2 separate regions of the Mus musculus genome follow, and region 1 is linked to region 2. A link is a loop called in an ENCODE intact Hi-C map of the cell type or tissue named here. Cell type or tissue: heart. All regions are shown on one strand. Links, peaks and the distances in the headings refer to the core of each region. The heading gives the core; the rest is flanking DNA.

Region 1 (8,348 bases), core at 108-8,107, 190 kb after region 2:
GAATACAGCAAAGAGCGAAGACAGTTAACCGTCTAGCCTTTTCTTTCAGAAATCAGATACTTATTTCACTGGTCTTTTTTTTACTTGCCAAAAAAAATCTTTTTTATGTCCAGTCCTGATAAATGTATGAAATGATCTAGCCACCCTGACAAGAGTTGATGTACTTCTCCAACTCTTACACTATATCTTACTTAGTGTTCTACCTATTGAGCTCAAGACGTCTAAGAGATAATCATATAAACATACTCAACAAGTTGATGAAAATGTGGACATTATACTCAGGAGAAATCTTGCCTGAAGCTAAATATTAGGGAGTTTTTGCTTATATACTAGGCTAAAGTAGTGGCAAACTGCTCTAAGTACAAGCAAAATGAAGGCAGTTGATGAAGTCCTGGGATATACAAAAGATGAATGGCAAAATTGGGAAAGATTAGTGTCATAATCCAAAGGAAAGGCAGGGGACAGTGGTAATACAGAAGCTACAGAAGAGGAGGAACATTCAGGAGTGATAGTGGCCAATCGCAGCAAAACAATGCAGGGTTAACATAAGGACTGAAGAGTATGCTGGTAAGCAGAGGTTATCCAGTGTCACTGTTTATTACTCTGTAATCATACAGGAAACAAGTAAAAAGAGAATAGAACATGTCAACTCAAGAAAGGAAGAACAAGAATACTGTTATCAGTTGAGGAAAACACAGCCTGTTGAATGAGACTACTGCAAGTACAGAACACACAAAATAAAATAGTTTGCATGGAATATGAAACACAAACCCCTGAGGCTGAGATATTTAATATTAAAAGTAAAGCCAGTACTCTCTGGAATTTATTCAAGTGTGATACAGTCTTCTGTCCACAGAAAATTCTGAACACACGTGTAGATATTAGTTTTATTTATAATTACCAAAACATGGAAAGAAGCAAGATGTTTTTCAACAGATGAGTGCATAAACTGTGGCAAATCCATACAATGCATTTTTACTTAGCAATGAAAATAAATGAGTTATGGCACCTGTTTAGCCATGGGAAAAAAACTGAAGATGCACAGTTGGGTGAAGAAACCAATAGGAAAACTTACACGCTGTGGTGTTCTTAATAATTCTGTGACATACTGGAAATGTTAAAAACTATGGCAACAAACCCAAATAAGTGGTTTCCTATGGCTCTAGGAAAAGATGGGAATGCACATTTACTACTTGACAAATTGCTGTAATTAAACACTTAACAAGAAGTAACCTAAGGAAGGAAGAATTTATTTTGGTTTATTGTTTCAGAGTATAGTTCACGACAGCAAGAACAGCTTGCAGCTATGTAGGCAGAGGCATGAGGCTGATTATATCACAGTGAAGGGAAAATGACAACAGCGAGAGCCATAAGCAGAGTTTGAGCTATAACTCCTGAGCTATAACCTACTCCCTAGAAACTTGCTTCTTCCAGCTATGTCCTACCACCTAAAGTTTCACAGCACCCCCCCCCAAACAGTGCCACAACCATTGTTCAAGTAGTCACATACACAAGTCTTCAGAAAGCCTACCATAAACTATAACAGATAAAGAACATTTTAGGACACTGAAATCATTATGGTAGGTATCTGTCATTAGACAGTAGTCAAAATCCACAGAGGTACAAGCCAAAAGAGGGCTCGAATGGGAACTATGAATAAGTTTAATGTATCAAGACAGTATCATCAATTGTATCATCATTTGTAACAAAGGTATCAAACCAGTGTAAGAGGTGAGTGAGGACATGACAGTTCTAATTTTCATTCAAAATTTCTCTAATTCCCAAACTTCCATTAAAATACAGCAAGCAGAAAGGAGTAGGTAGAGAAGGAATTAGAAGTAGTTTACATATACTAGTCTTGTGCTTATTTAATGCAGTCTCTATAAAGAATCTATAATGATAGTATATCTCCTAATTGAGTGTTCTTATGATGTAAATACCTAAGTGGCAAATGAACCTGTACCTGTTGATTCAAGAAAGTTAAAGATTAACTTGGAAATGCCTTGCTTTCTTCCTTAATTTGTCAAGTTTCCTAAAGTAGGAATCATATTTCTGCCTACTGTTTCATTAAAAGTTGTGGGATATAAGTTAAACTCATACTTAATTTTGTTATACAAAATGTTATACTTCTTAAAATAATTATTTAGGAAGACTCTATTCTTTAATATATCAACCTGTTTCTGTGAACTATAAAACTTCATGAAAAAAATCTTTGAACTTATATACAATTATATGGATCCAATTGGTGATATGCATATTTAAATGTCCCCCAACTTTTCAAATTCTTTTATTTATAATTTTATTAATTACACACACATATACACACGGGGGGGTAAGGTAAAGAGAGACAGAGAGAGGGAAAGAGAGGGGGAGACTAGATAGGGGAGAGAGAGAGAGAGAGGGAGAGAGAGAGAGAGAGAGAGAGAGAGAGAGAGAGAGAGAGAAATTTTTCTATTTTTGGTAGTCTTTATTGTGTGAAGATTTAAATCCCTGATTTTTAAAAAAACAGTAATTTTAAAGTAAGTGCGCTGTCTAATGTCTATTTAAAGATACCAGCAAGATCCACAGTTATCAATATTAAAATACCATATTTTTCTGATATTTTCACTGTACAACTGACAAAACAGCTGCCCCTCACAAAAAGCAGAGCACTAGCACCAAACAACTAACTATGATGTCAGTCACCACAGTGAGGCTCTGGTGATAAAAATTATCCAATTGCCTAGGAATACCCTTGATGAAACAGTAAAACTGATCACTTTCATTAATCTTTAATATGCACGTCCTTTAGTACTATGTAGGAAAAACTTATACTGCATAACAAAACAGACTGGAAGTTCTGAGGAAAACTCATCCATGCAACTGTTATAACAGGAGTAAAGCTCCATCTGTCATGAAACAACTTCTTCAAAGAACAATGATAAGTTGGATATTCAGTAATATTTGTCAAATGTCTTCTCAAGAAGGAACAAGCAATCCTGTCAAAACTTTAATTATAATTTACTGTGTTGGTTGCCAATAAATAAAGCCAAGTGTTTAAGTAGAAATCATAGTTCCGAAAAACAGATATGTAGTAACTGCATATGGTAGCTTCTCAATATTATGAGGATATTTTGATGCAATTAAAATGTTAACAGATGTAAACTAAACATATACATGTGAAAATACAGAATATCAGCAAACCAGTATTTTCCAAATGACCAATGTCCTGTAATAAAATCATACATGGGTAAAATAGCCTATAAAATGCAAGATTGCCAATGGTTTGTACTATGAGTGTTAAAAGTTCTTTTATATGGTTTCAGCTTCCATAGTACAACTAACTTTCAGGAAATTATCATTGGCCAAATTTTTGTGTATTAACATTATCTGATAAGAATATCAATTATTATGGAAACAATATAAAGATGTTCTTCCCTTTTCCAGCTGCATGTTAGTATGAGGCAAAACTGTTTCATGTACTTCAACAAAACAGCACATTAGGACAGACTGAAAGCTGTTCAGATACAAGAATTCAGCTGCCTTCCAGTAAGATCAACATTAAAGATAACTAGAAGGGCAGGAGAGGTGGCTATGTGGTTCACAGCGCTTACTGCTCTTCCAGAGGACAGGGTCAGGTTCCCAATACCCACATCAGCAGGCTTACAACTGGCTTTAATTCCAGTTCCAGGTGCTTCTGCGAGCACCTGTTTGCATGCATATAGTGTGGATAAACTCACACAGGTATACATACATATATATAATTTAAAACATATATTCAAAACTATTTCAAAGTATGTAAAAGAATGCCAGCCTCCTTTTTTGGAAAACAGTTATTTGCCATAAAATGTTACCATAAAATATAGTGTGTTTTCTAATTAATAAATGTGTTTTAAATTGTATTTACAGTGGTAAATACTGATAAAGTTAGCCTGATAAAAATGCTTGTTTCCTGGGGGATCATTAGTATAAAAGGGAAATGAATTCCTTAAATCACTGGAATAAACTTTTATTGTCAAATTTAAAATACTCAAACATAAAAACCATAATTCCTAACCAAATGTTTTAGAAGATGATATTAGTAAGCTTTGATGCATTATATAATGATTTGAACAAGGCAGAAACCTTGCTTCATATTTAACTTACAAAGAGAATTCTGTTTTACTAATTTCAGTTGTGATGTAGTCAGATTTTCTCCTTGTTGATTGCTATTCTCGTCATCGCCTTCCTCATTTCGCACTACAAAATCATCAATCATGTAATCATCCCCATCTTCATCATATCTGTAATCATCCTCGTCCTCATCTTCATCCTCCTCACCAGTGCCTGAACAAGAGTCCTTTTCAGAGTCCTAATTAAATGAGAGGAAATGCTTCAGTAAACATCGTGCCTTTAAAACAGCCAGCATGGCTTTAAAATTAAATCTGAAAGCCTAAAACTTTTACACATTTTAAAGCTAACTACTGAACTTTTAAAACCGAGGAACTATAAATTTTGGTTATGTTTGGTAAAATGTTTAAAATGAATTAAGAATATGAGCAATTATGATTGGGAAAGATCATACAGAACAACAAACAGTTTTGATATATTTTTAAAGGAAAGTGGGGCAAACAATAAAATGTTATTATTAAATACAATAGTACATTATGACATTTAGAAATGCTTATTTTAAAGCTCTAGCCTTATTGAAAATAGAATAGAGTCAGTACTTTAATGTTTATAGAATCTACTTTCAAGTAAAAATTCAACAATAATAAACCAAACAAAATAAAACACACCTCAAAATTTCTACCACTATTGCGCCTCCGTCTCTGGCGTGATCTCTCAGAAAGCTCCTGTAGCTTCTGGTGGTATTCTCGCTTTCGAGCAGCTGATGACTTCTCAGGAGTTTCTTGCTCCATTTCCAATGAAGAACATTCATCCTCGACCACCCTGCGTGGGTGTTTAGCACTTGCTTTTCTAATTAGGATATCACTGTCATCGCTCTCATCACTGTCATACATCACAGAGGACAGCCTTTTTCTTTTTCCTGGCTTGATGTATTCATCTTCCATATCTTCCTCTAGGATTTGCCCAGTGTGTCTGTTGTGATGATTCTCTGCTTGACCAGGGTGAGCTTCATCATCTGGTAAGTCATTATGTTTGGTTTCCTTCAGTTGTTCTTCATCTGCTGAACTATTGCTGGTGTTTGTAAGATGTTTACTGTTGCTTCCCTGACTTTCAACTTTGATTAATTTAAGCTCTGTTTCCTTTTCTGGTAGTTCATTAATATCAGACTTCTTGCTAATATCAAGCTCTTCATCACTGTCAATACTTTCCCCACTATCATGCTCTTCATCGCTGTCAAGTTCCTCATTACTATCTAGCTCTTCATCACTATCAAATAACTGTGAGATGCTTCTTTTAGTCCGATGCCAATCAACTCGAGATTTTTGTTCAGGTTTTTGGGTTTTAGAATTTTTTCTTGTTTCGTGTCTTCTAACATGTACCATTTTCACTTAAGCTTCTATAAAAGAAAGTTATTAGGAACATAACCGTGACAACCAGATTACAGCAATGAAAACAAGGTACACATTAATTTGAATTCATTAAATAGTTCACAAAGGCATGAATCACATGAAATACTGGAGTTAAAAAATCACAGAACAGTTAATATTAAAATAATTAATTGAACAACTATTATTTTTATGAACACTTATTCTTAATTATGTTGTGCTGAAAAGAATACAGAGGAAAAATCATGTTCTTGTATCCTTTAGAAAACTGAATTAAACTTAAGGATGCAAACATAATTAAGAAAAATTGAAGTAGTCAGTGTTAATAATAAAAATAAATGTGATAGAAATGTCAAGATATAGAAAGATTAGTAAGGCAATTAGTTCACCAAAATAATTTCAGACAAGTTAGTGTGGTGCACACAAAACTGGTGCTGATAATGAACATGCTATACTTAGTTAATAAGTATCACTGAAAAGGGTTAGACAGCTTCCGACAGGAGCAATGAGACAAGAACAGAAAACCATGAAATTACAAAGATATGGCTTGGAGGTGGCTTACTGGGTAAACTTGTTTGCCCTGAAAGCATGAGGACCTGGGTTAAGATCCCTATCACACACATGAAAACTGGGTGTGGCAGTGCACACAAAGCCCAGAAGGGGACAGAGACGGGTGAATCTTAACAGGTGGTTCCTTGCCCTATCAGTCCAACTGAAATGGCAAGTTCTAGATTTAGTGAGAAGTGTTGTTTCAAAAAATAATGCCAAGAAACAACTGAGTAAGATATCACTACATCTATCTCTAGTTTGGTCAAATACCTGCATTGGTGAGCAAACCCACATATGTTGCATATATGTGTCCAACACACAAATACATGGAATTAAAACATGATTTGTCCTCAGGCAAAGAAGGATTTAATTTGGAACAGAAATCACATGAAGCCACAAGTTACATGAACAAAGTTACAATAATGGATATAAAAGAGATGACAATGCAATGCTGAGAGATAATCTATCTGATAAGACTGTTGCAGCTATATTCCTTAGCGAAGTGTAAATGGAGTTATACTACACGTAAAATGTACAGAATAATCCAACGAAATTTACTAAAAATACAATAACATAGTCAAATGAAAATGGTAAGAAAAGTTTCATGGTAAAGCAGAACATTGTATAAGGAAGAAAAAAGCTATCAGCTCATGAATTTATAAAATATATTTCACTAAATTTATCACAAGCATGTATTAAACTACTGACAGGTAAGATAACTAGAAATTTAATAACATATATATACTTTTGTGGTTGCAAAGGAAGAGAATCACAAAGCAATATGACCTCATTATACATGTATAAGAGCTTATGGAAATTATTATGATATTATTCTACAATAGCCCATATTTCTTGTCTTCCCATTACTCATAATATCATCAAAGGATAAAACAATAGTAGAACCTTAAAGCAAAAATAATCCAAGACTGTAGAAATAATCATACTGCTCATGTTTTTTATTACAAACATTAGCTTCAAACATCCACTTAATTTGTTTCACTTCTAAGGGACTGTTAGAAGCTTAGAGAAAGAGAAATGTTTATAAAATAAAGATTAACTGTCATTGAAAAATATTTTTAAAATGTGTAACTAACTATGAGGGTAGTATCAAAGCTACATAGCCAAAATAATTTTAAGCAATGCTGGCATTGCTGGACCAAGTTTACAGTGTTCCAAAATTATTACTTGGAAAAGGAAAGAATGTATCAATCATTTAATTGTACTAATCCTGATATGGTTATAAGGTAATATATCTCCATATAATGGTAACTTCTCATATAAAATCAGAACAACAGAAATTATAAGATTATACACTAAAGATGATCTGTATAGCATAGGCTGAAATGTAAGTTTGTGATAGTATCTGCTACAGGATATAATTAATGTAATAGAAATAATAAGTAATGCATACCAATTAGTAAACCAAATGGCCTATTTGAATTATAGTTGGTTATAATCTATAATCTATTTGAGTTATACTTGGTTATAAAGCCAAAAAGATAAAAACAATAAAAGTAAATAATGAAAATTATCTTATAAACACCCATAAATCTAGCATTCTTCAAAGCATGCTTTTTGTACACCTCACTGCTTTCCAATATTTCCACCTAATTTCAACAGTTTCAAACAATTTTTCTTTTGTTAAACACCAGAATAAGTAGACAGCTTATGTTTGGAAGTCATAGAGTAAAAAAAATATTTGTAAGAACATATAATTTTCCATAAGCCAATTTTGTACATGTGCAGTACACAATCATGGCTTTCTAGGAAACTTGTTTGAATTGGGAGAAATAATAAAAACACTTCAATAAAAATACAAATAGTGTTTCATTAGATACATAAAAGTAAATATGGACAGTAAGAAATATTGATAGATGATTTAGTGAAAGATGATTTTATTTTAGTACACAAAACAAATTCACATACATGAGATTGCTCTTATAAAACTAGAACATGCTCAAAGCACATTTATTTTACTGGGTATTTCCTAGAACAACATTAGAAATGATTAAGACTATCCTTCTATTAAGAAGACATATGACTATACATAATGATGGCATAAAAGAAATAACTTATACTTAAAATTGATCAGTATACTTTCATATTTACTTTTAAACCCTGACAAAGAATATAGTATTTATCTTCATATGTAAATATTAAAGACAATGACATATAGTTTAAATGACTTACCAAATATCACAAAGCTTGTTAGTGTCAGAGCAGGGATTAGAAACCAGGTCTCCTGATTCGCTGTCCAGGGCTATACAATGACTGCTGGTAACATCATGTGTACAGGTAGTAAAAATTAACACGTTGAAGTAGTAT
Region 2 (8,348 bases), core at 169-8,168:
AACTCAGGAAAGCAGGAACCAATCCATCAACAGGGGGCAAACAAAGGATTGTGCAACCCACAAACTTTAACTTTAGATCAGATAAAACTCAAAGCTAACGATGCTGTAAACTAAAAAAATGGTGACTGTCGTGGTGTGGGGTGCCTGTCCTCTCCTGCTCTCTCAGTTCCTTTGCCCCTTCTCTCCCTTTCCTTTCTCTCTGCCCACTGCAGACTTGTTAGCCTCTATATCAGCCCTTCTATCCAAGTCTGACCATAGTCCCCTTGTCTGTTTGGATCTCACATCACTTTATTAACAAGACCTCAAGGAAAGGAGCTCATTCCAGACTCTCCCCTTGGCTGTGTGAGTGCAGCAGTTCTCTACGTAGTCTCTGTGTATGTGTGTGTGTGTGTGTGTGTGTGTGTGTGTGTGTGTGTGTGTGTGTGTGCGTGTGTGTGTATACGAGAGAGAGAGAGAGAGAGAGAGAGAGAGAGAGAGAGAGAGAGAGAGAGAGAGAGAGAGAGAGAGAGAGCACTTGCCATGGATGCTAGGAAGAGTAATCAAGAAGCTGTGAGGTGCTGTTGATCACAGTGTCACAGCGTGGTTACAGTGTGTCACAGTGATCACAGTGTCACAGTGTGGTTACAGTGTGTCACAGTGGTTAGAGTGTGTCACAGTGTGGTTAGAGTGTGTCACAGTGTCTATGTGTGGTTACAGTGTGTCACAGTTTCTACCTGTGGTTACAGTGTGTAGTTACAGTGTGTGGTTAAAAGAGAGTACACCAGCAAATGTCTCTGTTTGCTCTTGAAAACCTGGACATTATGGAGCTTGAGCTTTCTTCTAGAGATGTCTAAAAGTGTGGGAACTGTGGTCCTGGCCACTGTGCTCCAGAACTGGAGAAGCATGGCCCTGGGAAGCACAGGGGCCACCAACATCTGCCCTTCAACTTCCAGCATCCTGCTGGTTTCAGAAGTGTGCGACCCCACCGTTCCTGATGGAACCAAATGCACCTCAATTTAGTCCTGCTTCTTTTACACCCCAAGTTCTTCTTTCCTCTGCAGTTGCTTATTCATTTCTATCTGAAAAACTAACGTGTCATTGTAATCTAAAGGAAAACTATTATGATCTTTAGCTAGCTTCAGGTGGCATTAAAGCCATTGAGCATTTTCTTCAAAGTCTGCCTCTGTTCCTGTGTCTTCCATGGGACCATAAGTGCCTTCTACCCTCAAAGTTTTCCTGGAATTACCTGGTTTTCCCTCTCCCAGGCATACTCAACCTGTGGACTTTGGGCTGCAGAACCATGGATAACAACATTAAGAGAGCCATGTCTCAATGTTCACATGTGGGATGCACGGGGATCCTCCTCACATTGCCCTTTAAGACTCACTTTCTCACATCTCCCTGTAGCATCTGAGTGCACATAATGACACATTTTTAATGTGACTTTCACTTTTTGACCATGGGTCAAAGGAAAACCATTTCTCTGCCTGTATGCTCCAAATGTAACCATTTCATAATGTGGTGCAAGTTTTCATTTTATATCTCCACCAATGTCATTTTAAAAGGCATATATGTGGCTCTAATTCTTAAGTTTCAAAGGTTTTGGGTTTTATTTATTTATTTATTTAGAGACAGGTCTTGCCCTATAGTCCTGTCTCACTTGGTATTCACTGCATAACCCAGGCTGGTCTCAAACTCATGGCAATCCTTCTGTGAATCACCATGCCAGCATGAGTAACTTTTAAATCATTTTCCCTGAATATGAGTCCTTTAGAGTTCTAAGGCTGTTTGTTTTCAGTGGATGCCTCCACTTGCACATCTCACTTGCTGATTCACTGTATGCCACATAGTCCTTACCATCCTTTGGTCTACTTCCTTCCTATTGGTCCATCTCTTTCCGTGATCTCACCTCACATAGGAGCAACGTCTTACTCTTAAAACTAGCCTAATCATGAACCTTCTTCTTAATAACTGCAAGGGTTCTTCTGGATTCTGAGAGTTAACAGCATTCCGATCTTGCAATGTGGCCATGAGGATCTGAGGAGACAGCTCTGTGGGTAAAGCACTTACCATGTAGGTGTGACAACCTGCCTGTTGGGCTCTCGGAACTCATGAAAAGCTGGGTGCAATAGCTCATCTGCAATCCTAGCACTCTTCCACCAAGCAAAAGTACAATGCCCAGGGGCTTTTGAGAGCTGGCCATGTGTAGGCAGAGGTGATTGATGGGAGACTCTTCAAATAAGGTGGAAGATACAGACTAACACAGACAGATACAGAGGTTGTCCTCTGACATGCATGCTGTGGTACACTGATGCACACATGCATGATAAAAATAAATAAAGCAGAAGCACCTAGGGCATTCCCCAGTCAGTTGCATTTACAAATAGGCTCTGAGCTCCTCCTATATACAGCCAGAAACCTGGTAGGAAAGCAGTGTATATTTTTATGAATATTAACATTCATGGTTATGGAAATAATAAAAGAACAACATCTTCACGTTGCCTTAAAAAATCTCCATGAATATTCTTCCTTCATCAATCTCAACGTTAGGGGTAAACCTCAGAATCAAGTGTGTACTTAACATCATTGAGATGCTAGGATAAGTTCACACACACACATACACACACACACACACACACACACACACACACAGGCACATACACACACACACACATACACATACATACACACACATACACACATACACAAACACATACACACACACATACACACACACACAGAGGCACATACACACACACACACAGGCACATACACACACACAATACACACACCACACACATACACACACACACACACACACACACACACAGGCACACATGCATGTACACACACACGTGCACACACACATACATAATAAATAGCAAAAATGTATGTCACAAATATTTTTTGTGTGTTTATTCTTTACTGGGACTTTGAGTCCCACCAAGGGAAGAAGGTATTCTCATTGTGTAAAATGAGCCTGAAATCTGGCAAACTGCAGGTATTTGGTAGCTATCTTTTTTTTTCTTTTTGAGAATTCTTTTAATTTTTTTATTACTCTTTAAGATGAGCATGTACCATTATGGTGTTTACAGACATATCTGTTCTTACTGGCCCTCTCTGATTTCATCACTTCCTGTTACAGGCTTGTTACAGATGAGTTAGTATTACTGTTTATTGAATCAATTACTATGACTTCTCAATGTGTACAAAATAAGTACATATAAGTCCTGGTGCTGAAAAAAATGTATATGAGGAAATAAAGAAAACTAGCTTTTGTTTTGCCTCAGTTTCCAAGTCTAACCTTTCCCTGAGTCAGTCTATGTTTCATGTGTTCCAGTGATGAGAATACTCCACAGGAAGTGTACAAAGAGCTCAGCAGCCAACACTTACCAGCTCAGCAGAAAGACACTAACAGAGCTTCCAACAGCAGAGGGTATTGTCATCAGATAGTTTCCTAGAAAGGCCTCAGTCAACCTGCTATTGTAAGAGTGTTACATCACGGGAGGAAGTGAAAAGCCACAGCTCTCTTAAATGCATTTGATTAACAACATCTGCTAACCTTCTTTGTAACAAAGGACCAAAGCCAGAATACACATACACATACACATACACATACACATACACATACACATACACATACACATACACATACACATACACATACACATACATATACACACACACACATACACACACACACATAAACACACACACACACACATACACATACATACACACACATACACATACACATACACAAACACATACACACATACACACACACACACACACACACACATACATACACACACACACACACATACACATACACATACACATACACATACACATACACATACACATACACATACACATATCCCAAAGAGAAGCTGATATCAACTTGAGAGGCCCTTTTGGGAAAATTAATCTCCTGAAACCCCTGTGGAGGATGTAAGAGTAGAGATTATGTGAATGCCTGTTTATGCTTTGCTCCTTGGGTGGATTAATTAATTTTTGAAGCAAAAACTCAAATTTTATGCCTCACCAGTGGCCACAGTCTTTCTAGTGGTTCTTTGACAAGGCAATCCAGATTTTTAAAAAAAAAAAAAAAAGCTAAGAAAAGTTAATGTCATATAAACACATCATAGAAATATCTACTTTGATTTTTATCTTGTCTCCTTTTTATTAAGATAATTTTCCCCCCAATATACTGTGAATGTGCTTGTGATTGAACTGGGGTCTCATAGCTAGCTCAGGCTGGCCTAAAATATCCTATCTCCATGCGTCTGCTTCCCAGTGCTGGGGTTACAGACATGCGCCCCATGTCTCGTGTGGAATGACTTCCAGTATCAAACTGTGAGGGTCCTGACGGGCGACCCGATGTAAGATGATTTTAGAGTAATTAAGTACAAAACAGAGCCATAACTCCTCGTCTACCTTCGAGTGGGAGAACCTAGTGTCTGTGCCCTCTTTCAATGGTCTTCGCATCAGCATGCTCTTCTCCGTAGTTCTGGGATTTTGACTCTGTGTGAGGAGTGCCAATGGCTAAACTGCGGAGGGAAACCAAGCCTCAGTGCCTCTCCCAGAGTGTGCGGAAGGAAGGGCTTATCAGCTGAGTCACCGAGTCACTGGAGACACTGAACCCTGGAGCGCTGAAGCTGACCAGAGTTGCATATCTTTCTACGCTGGTGAAATATTTACACTAGACATTATAAATCTGAGTGACAAATCTGGGAAACCACCTGAAAAGCCACAGGAAATATTCTATCCTTATTCAATATGGAACTACTTCATGGCACAAAGGAAAATAAAAACAAAGGAATTGAAATCTCAGAGTAAATGTGCAGTGAATGAGTGTGCACATGAGTGTGTGTGTATGTTCCTGTGTGTTCCTGTGTGTGCATGTGACTGATTGTGTGCTTGTGTGTACAGGTGTGCATGCCCATGTGTGCCCACTGTGGCCAGAAGAGGACATTGGGCATTCTGCTCTGCCTACCACCCTCTGCCTTTCCACTTGAAGCGGGGTATCTCAATGACTCGGGAGCTGTCTATTTTGATTACGCTGGAGGCTAGCTGGCTCTTGGCATTAGACTGTCACTGTTTCCCACGTGTGGGTTTTATGTCAACTCTGGTCCTCATGCTTGTGAGCACTGTTACCCACTGAGCTACCTCTCTAGACCTAAAATATCTTTTACCAGGACCAGAATTCTGTTCTGTTTGGCTACCATCTAGAACAAGGTAGAAAGTACACCACACACGCCCCAGCTGGTTCCATAACAGAAACCCAGCATGCAATGGTGCAATGGTTCAATGGTGCACCACTGCTCACAACTCTGTTAGCCCAGTTTCGCACTGGACACCAGCACGAATGGAATAAAGTTTTGGCAAAACCTCAAAGGTATTTTAAAATTCTGTATCTACAAGTAAATATAATTTTATCACAGTGATACCTAAACACAAAGTCAATAAAACTTAAAAGAAAATACACACTCTCTGCTAAAACACCAAGCCAGTAGACTAAATTTTCAGCACATGATTTAAAACAAGTAATTTGTGTTTATTCTAACTTCATGGATGTGGCAGGGTATGCAAAGTTGGAGAGATGTTGGTAGGAAAATGGCTATGATAAAGTTGGGGTCTGATCCCTTTACTAAGCATGTCTGTGACCAGAATTCTGTTTTAGTCCTTCAATCTCAAAAAGCAGAATGATAGGAAACACTGGGAGAGGCCAGATCATGCATCTAAAACCTGGCTTTCTAAGACCAGAGCTTAGAACAACAGTGCTCTGTGGAGATAACTTTTTTCTCAACCCGTTAACTCTGTACAGGGCTGAAGTAGTAGAGGTGCCATTATTTAGCTCCTACTCTGTTAGCCTTCAAGCACAAGTACACTATTATATAATTAGCCAGCAGGCAAAAATCAAAGAGGATACAGAGACTTGAGTACTGTGGAGTACCCTTCTATTCACAGGCTCATCTTGAGGGTCTATGGAATCGCAACGACCTCAGCAGAGAGTAAATGACAGATGACTTTGTTCACAGATTTGAAACGCAGTGCTCACAGTTCTAATTCATGTATCCTGCCGCCCTTGTCAGCGGACTCCCTAGTGTTTCTATAAGCATCAGTCTTAAGTGTACACTGTGATGTATCGACAGTCCTCAGACACCTCTGGGTATTTAGTTAAGCTCATAGTAGTTAATAGATGTAACCAGCTTGGGATGGTTGTGAGGAAATTTGTGTAGAAGAAACGCAGGTGGAATGGAGAGGTGTGCATGGTGGCTTTTGGCAGAGTGTGTTTTATTTGGCATCTTGTATTTCTTCCCTATGTCCAACATCCTGTGCCTAGGACATTAGAACATTCTAATATTCTGACATATTCCTATAACTAGGAATACAACAGCACATATTCAAATCTCCTCAGCCTCCATTTTTTGTTTACTTCCAAGCATTTTTATAAGCAAATATCTAGGTTTTATTTTCACATATAAAAGTACTTAAAATGTTGGGAAAGAATCAGACCACAGATTCTAATTAAATTAATAATTAGAATCAGGCAAAATTAAGACCTCTGACTCCTCCCACTTTCCTGATACTTGGGAGCAGTTCACCTTCCCTCCTTTGACAAAGAATGGCCACTGACTCCCCTGGGGTCACCCTTCCCTGACAGGTGGCAGCCATTTTGTCCTAACACAGGGTATGTGGTCACTTCAGCACTCCTGGTGAATTCAGACACTCTGGAGACACTGGCTGCTTTACACCCATCCACAGCTTCCCTCACTCTCTGGCAATAACTGAATTCTGAGGGATTTTCGGAGACTCTTTCAACCCAGCAGAGAACCATCTATTTAGCACTCTGATGCTCAAAATGGCACCCTGGTGGCTGGAAGAGATGGTAGGGAGAACTCGGTTCATCAAATATCAATTGACAAAGCTGCTAGTACCAATGTTAGCACTACTACCAAAAGTCCCCTTCTGCTTCTGTCCTGTTTCTTCAACAAGACTGAAAATGAGCACAGTTTACCCGCACAGACAGCCAACTAACTGTCAGATTAGGCCAACAGAGGAGTGGGACAGGGACAGCAAGCGCCTCAGATCTGCTTCACCCCAGGTCACCAGAACCACGTGCACACCCTTTGCCCACTACGTGTTAAAATCTGATGGAGATGTAGTTTTGTATGAAGAAAACTGCAAATATTTAATATTAACCCCAACTGAATTTTCTTTCACGGATTGGATGGAATTCTGAGGAGTGGTATTAGTCACTTCTCAAAGAATATCTTCTGTGCATTCCAGTCAGTGTCTCTTTATCTCTGAATCACTATTATTAGCTAAGTAGAACACTGCATTGAATCACGATGAAGACCCAAAGTTCTCACCACACACACACACACACACACACACACACACACACACACACACACACACACACCTGTGCAGTCTCTGGCCATAAGGCTTCTTCTCGCTTTTGTTTGGCTTTTTACAAAATTGTTATAATTTTGATTTTATTTTATGTATTTATCTATTCAGTGTATAATTAGATCAGAGGACAATCTGTGAAAGTCAGTCCTCTCCTTCTCTGATGAGGATCCTAGGGAGGGAACTCAGGCTGTCTGCCTGGACAGGAAACACGTCCCCTCTCTGAGCCATCTTGCTGACCCTTGTATATACAGTATTCTACTCACAGGTGAACTTTTCCCCTTTTTTGTGCATATTACCTACTTAGTTGTACTTCATATATTTCATATTTCAGAAAAAAGGAGTAAATAAAATCTTACTGTGTGAATTAACCTTTTCATTATATTCTTCTTCCCTCTCATGTGGTAGAAGTATTTTATGTTTTATTGGTAGTATTTTAGTTGAAGCCTCTTAGAGTTCTTTTGGAAGTGATATTTGCATCTCCTTCATTCATCATCATCCATGATGGCTGTAAACGCATGCACCTCACCATTTCATCAGAAAATGTTGTGCCAGCTATAGGCTCTGTGAAGAGTACACACGTCAGCAGGATCCTTTTCTCTTGGGTTTATAATACTTTTGCCTAGGAACTCCTCCCAGTGACCGGACTCTGGGAGTAATGGCTGGGTCACAGAATTGATTCCCAGCACAATGTGAGGCAACCCAAGAGCCCCAAGGCAGAGTGATGTTCTCAGGACTTTCAGAATACCTGTATACTAATGTTATCACTCCAAGATCCAATTTATATGACACATGACTTGTGTGGACTGCCATGTACAAGTTTACCTTGTAGACTGCATCTGTGCTTGAACCAAATGTAGCTAAGCTAGTTCCTGTCCTCTCAGTCAATGAAACTTAATGTTTTATTAAGGTAGTGTATAATGGAACTGGTCCAATGTGAAAAATGGCCC

Evidence for each region. A loop is a pair of places that touch in the nucleus more often than their neighbours do. Peaks named below come from ENCODE experiments on the same cell type or tissue, not always from the same donor. Only the 100,000 strongest peaks of a DNase experiment are listed, where the experiment ranks them.
Region 1: it touches region 2 in a loop (3-fold over the local background); 2 of 42 quality-filtered maps call a loop at or near these places.

Annotation. Positions count from the first base shown.
Region 1 is chr9:13,249,208-13,257,555 of GRCm38, reverse strand. Ccdc82 (coiled-coil domain containing 82) reads right to left here. Exons shown (of 9, transcript NM_025534.3): 2 at 8,214-8,297; 3 at 4,758-5,485; 4 at 4,126-4,330. The coding sequence starts at 5,471. Among named protein-coding and RNA genes, the nearest start is that of Ccdc82, 6.4 kb to the right of the region's middle. In heart, for the core only: no CTCF peak of the experiment used is centred there; no DNase peak of the experiment used is centred there.
Region 2 is chr9:13,438,776-13,447,123 of GRCm38, reverse strand. All of the region lies in intron 1 of Maml2 (mastermind like transcriptional coactivator 2), which reads right to left. Among named protein-coding and RNA genes, the nearest start is that of Phxr4, 12 kb to the right of the region's middle. In heart, for the core only: no CTCF peak of the experiment used is centred there; a DNase peak (open chromatin) is centred at 4,553; H3K27ac peaks cover 1,484 bases.